2 separate regions of the Homo sapiens genome follow, and region 2 is linked to region 1. A link is a loop called in an ENCODE intact Hi-C map of the cell type or tissue named here. Cell type or tissue: ascending aorta. All regions are shown on one strand.

The links. Peaks named below come from ENCODE experiments on the same cell type or tissue, not always from the same donor. Only the 100,000 strongest peaks of a DNase experiment are listed, where the experiment ranks them.
Region 2: a loop joins it to region 1, with 8 times the contacts of the local background. A loop is called at or near these places in 16 of 110 quality-filtered maps.

What each region holds. Positions count from the first base shown.
Region 1 is chr4:145,886,197-145,888,696 of GRCh38, forward strand. The region is part of intron 3 of ZNF827 (zinc finger protein 827); the gene reads right to left. Among named protein-coding and RNA genes, the nearest start is that of ZNF827, 51 kb to the right of the region's middle. RefSeq lists a silencer at 808-907. In ascending aorta, a CTCF peak has its summit at 1,265; DNase peaks (open chromatin) are centred at 1,111 and 1,426; H3K27ac peaks cover 2,371 bases.
Region 2 is chr4:145,621,658-145,624,157 of GRCh38, forward strand. The region is part of intron 1 of MMAA (metabolism of cobalamin associated A); the gene reads left to right. It also overlaps the pseudogene NCOA4P3. Among named protein-coding and RNA genes, the nearest start is that of MMAA, 3.5 kb to the left of the region's middle. In ascending aorta, no CTCF peak of the experiment used is centred here; no DNase peak of the experiment used is centred here.

The DNA.
Region 1 (2,500 bases):
ATTTATGGAAAATGCCTTGCTGTAGATCCAGACTATTCATCAATCATTTCCTCACCGTGCAAAGGGCTGGCCTTTGTACTGCAGAGCATTTCACTATGGGGCTCCAGGTAATGAGGCCAATCCCTAAACATAAAGTGGGTCCACATAGGTTAAGAGTCCATTATTAGGGCCATGCTCACAACTGAGGATGCAGCCGGCCAACGGATGCTATTTTGGGTAGCATCCCACTATTCTAGTCATCTGATCTCAGTTGATGTCTTCAGAGAAAATATTATAAACCCAGCACAATCCAAACTTACAAAATTACTAGTTGGGGATCAAAAGAGGTAACCTGTCAAGTAATTCCTCTCACAATAATGATACTTTGCATTCATCCAATTTTTTGTTAGTTATGTTCTGCAAACATAATTTCAGTTTTCAAAATGCTGCTCTTAGGTAATTAAGAATGTAGAAAATAATGTCTCCAGGGTATTCCCGTTTCAAAGACAGAGAAATTGAGGCCCCAGAATAAATGGATTGAGCGAAATTACATACAAAAAAAAAAAACAAAGTAGGAGAAAAACCAAGGTCTGACCCTCACCAAGTATTCTGAGCAAGAGGAAACCAATTTTTCCAAACGTGGCTATAATATCATGCTCCAGATTCTGACGTCTGCAATGAAAGAATGCAGACTTTTAAATCCAGTTCCAGTCTTGCATGCACATGATACCTGTAAAAATTGGGAGAAACTTTTTCTTCCTGTCACTACCAAATTTAGTGCTTAAAAAAGTGAGGAAATCATTGCATTGGCCTGAGCCAGGCTTTGAGCTGGCAGGTGCTCATAAGCTTGTAACTTCCCCATTTATCTCTGCCAATGCACTTTAGTGCTGACCTGCTACACTCTGCTATTTCAGGACTGGTCCTCCCTTAAGTAGAACTGCCAATTGTGTAGATGTGGGCCAAATGATTTGGGGAGCTGTGTGATCTGAACAAACAAGTGAGTGATTGGAACCCAAAAGCAAAACAAAACTGACACCTCCTCTTTTAGGGGTGACCTAAGCAGGACTCGAACCCAGGTCTCACCAAGGTTAAAGGCTCATGCGTTAATCCGCTGCACCACCTGGCCCCTCTCGGTAGGTTTCCTTTCCAAGAGAGCAAGTTTTACAACAGCTGTTTATGCATTCTGAATGCAATCCAAAAGCATTATTCACCAGCCAAAACATACTTTTAAATAATGTTAAGTGACCAACAAAAGCAAAGAAATTAAAAGTTAATGGTGAGATCCTGTCGCTACAGCACCCCACTGTGGCTTTTTGAAAAAAACAACAGAAGAGATTCTGGGTCCCCCAAAGCACGAGTTTCTTAACAGAAATAGCCATATACACTTAAACTCAGTTAGGCAAAGTCCTGATCATGGAAAGGCTTTCCCTCTGCTGGGGTGGAGTGCTGGGGGTGGGGAAACACACTGATTGTCACCAGCTGTTAACATCACCCCTTTCTGTTCTTTCACAACAAAAGGATTTCACTAGGAGCTGACCATTTCATTGCTTTCTCACAGAATCCCCACCATCTCCTCCGACCAATTCACGCAGAAGCAGGCACCTTGGGGACCTCAGGTCACAGTCCCATGGGACCCTGACCGGTGCTGCCAAAAGCATGCCCTGGAACCAGGTGATAAAGGTCACGAGTTAGAGAGCTTCCATTGTCCCTGAGAGCAGTGCAGTGGGGCAGATCCATTTCAGAAGTGTCCTTACATCTACTGACCCAGGAGAGGAGGGGAGCTAATCCAAGAACAGAAGCTCCGGAAGCAGCTTCTGGAAGAAGGAAAAGGACAGAGCACAAGCCCAAGTTCTAAAATCAAAAGGGAGTCCTGGATTAAAAACCGTCTATGTGCATGTATTTTATGTGACTTCTTTTTCACCAGATCCTGGCCTTGTTATATTTAGTTATGGACAAATTAGTGAAGCTTTAAAGGAAAAACAGTGGGTATTTTGTTGACTTTTGCACTTAACAATTTTTTTTGAGCTACAACTTCCCAAAAGGACTATATATCACATTTGGCCTTTGAGAGAAGTATTAGCTCTATCCTCTGACTGCAGTTTTTCCCCCTTCTCTCCTGACATTCGAGCACTTTTCTGTCATAATTTTTATTCTCTTTAGCTTGACATTTGCTTTAAAGATCTTCTTAGTCTACTAAAATGAAGACATGCTTCTCTAAAGCACGTCATTCTCTCCAGGCCATGTTTAGGGGCTCACCTATCCTCTGGTCATTTCACACAAACAACCCATATCAGGTGCTGTTACATCATTAGGGCCATCTCTTCACCATTGGGGCCATTTCTTGGTAGCAGTTGGATGCTTGGGTTGTGGTATTTCAGAGCTTGGGGAAATTTTGGGAAACCTCTACTCCATCCCCCACTAGGGGGACAGGTGAGGGCCTTCATGAGAAGTTAGAGCTCCTTAAATGGCAGACCTGAGGCTACTAGAACTCAGTACCCTGACTCTCGGTCAGTTTCCTGCT
Region 2 (2,500 bases), 260 kb before region 1:
TTAGCATTGAGAAATGGAAACACTTGGTACAACACTGCATTGCCTGTACGAATTGTGCTGTGCTGCAGACACTGATCTACTGTATTGATTTAGGAAATTCTGTATGCTTTTTCTTGCCAGAGTAGTTATTGAAATTGAGAATATTCATTGGATCAATTTCAAGATAAATATCCCAAGTCAGACTGGCTGCTGCTGAGCAAATTTTTAATGAAGGAAAATATCCATATATTGAAATCAGTTTAAAAAGAAAGTCCTTAAAATATATTACTGTAAAATCTAGAAAAAAATGTACATTTTAGAAACATCAATTAACTGAGTAATCAGTGTAGTGGAGTTATTGACCCATGCAGAATTATGGTGTACATTCATTAATTCTGTGAGCAAATAATTGTGCTATAAATACAAAGATAACTGATATGGTTTGGCTGTGTCCCTACCCAAATCACATCTTGAATTGTAACTCCCACAATCCCCATGTGTCATGGGAGGAGCCTGGTGAGAGGTGATTGAATTATGGGGACAGGTCTTTCCTGTGCTGTTCTCATGATAGTGAATGAGTCTCATGGGATCTGATGGTTTTAAAAATGGGAGTTTCCCTACACAAGCTCTCTCTTTCCTTGCTGCCATCCATGTAAGACATGACTTGCTCCTCCTTGCCTTCAGCCATGATTGTGAGGCTTCCTCAGCCACATAGAACTGTAAGTCCATTAAACCCTTTTTCCTGTATAAATTACCCAGTCTCGGGTATGTCTTTATCAGCAGCCTGAAATCAGACTAATATACTAGATATGGCCTACTTTTGAGATATCTTACTGAATCTTGTAAAGCTGGGGAATTTCTCTTGTATTTTGATAGTGCTTAGCTTACAAATTGTAGGATGAAGCCATATTCTCGGGAATCATGAAAATTAGTTGAAACATTTTGATTTGATTATTATTATTTTATGGCTGTTATGCTTTTGATGGAGGCAGATACAAAATTCATCAATGCAAAATAATGTTTTACATACTCATTAACATAGTGATTAATGTAAACTATATTTTGACAATGTAAAATACAGTGTGTTTGGCCTCAAAAAAGAAACTACAGAGTTAGCTGCAACTTAAGATAACTGGAAAGGCTCCTTACATTGTTTTTTGCCCACCACCTTTATTATAATAGTTCTATATGATGTCTGGGGAGGGAATTAAAAAATAATACAAAGCTCTTTCAGCTGTGGTTCAGAGAACTCTAGTGAAGCTGTATGGCAATGACACTGTGAGTCCATGAAGTTTCCCCAGAAGTATTTCAATAAGAGGCAGTTAAGAAGCTTAATAGTTTCAAAGTCTGGAAAGCAGCAAATATATCTTAGAGAATTTAAAAACATTATAAATATAAAACCCACTTCTCTCTTACAGAGACATTTTAAAGCATGGACATAACTTTAAGGAGATTGAGAAAACATCAGTAGTTTTCATAAAGCTTCAATGAACACCCCAAGGCACAAGTGTTGAAAATGGCCTGTTCACTAAAATGTCACTTTTGGAGGTACAGGTATACTGTACTTACAGTGAGAGGATGACTTTATCCCTGGTTAAAAGCACCAGGTGTCAAGCTCCACTTCCATTACCCAGGATGCACCAATAATCCCTATGATAGTGAATGGTTCAAGTACTATACTACATTTCCAACATGTCTTTTGCCTATTTGCTTAGTTGGTACTAGGGTTCTTTTGAACCCCACAGGTGTGTAGAATATTTTAAAAGGCTAGAACTACCTCAAAAATAGTCTTGAAATAATACCGAGCCCTTCTAAAAGAGCTCACTGGATATTTTAATAACATTTACAGAAAGAAAGAAAGACAAAATTTGCAGTAGCTGAGTTTCTTTCAAGTGAAGAATAATAATGTAGAACATGTAGTCTAAAATGTTTGGTAATTAATGTCAAAAGTTCCAAGATTATTAATATATATTTTGGTAATCACTATTGGCCAGGTTAATTTTTTGTGCAAAATACACTGTATATTAATAGACTAGGAAAATCATTATTTCAGACCAGTAACAGAAGAAAACCCACAGCTAGAGAAGCATCTATAGGGCAATTAAACGTTAGGGAAGTTTACTAGCTTTAGAATACATTAATACACTTCGATTACAGAAATATTTCATTTTTAAAACTTGAGTGTTTTAATGTACTTTTAGTAACGACCTGATCTAAGGAGCCTTGGAGGCTTGTGAAAAAGACATACCCACAAAGATGCTGCATTTCTGGTGTGGGGGTGAATTAACACTTCTGTAAGAAGGAAGGAACTGAATCAGCTCAGCATCAATACACAACATTTTTCTTTTAAACAGTAACTTATAATCTGATGACTCACTTCACTTTACTAGTTCAAAATTAGGCAGGAGAAGAACTAAGCTAACTGGTCAGACCCAGAAACACAATGATTTGGCAAGCCACAGTCACTCAGCTCATGATGTGTGATAATCAGCAGAAAGGCTGCTCAACTCTTGTCCACTCC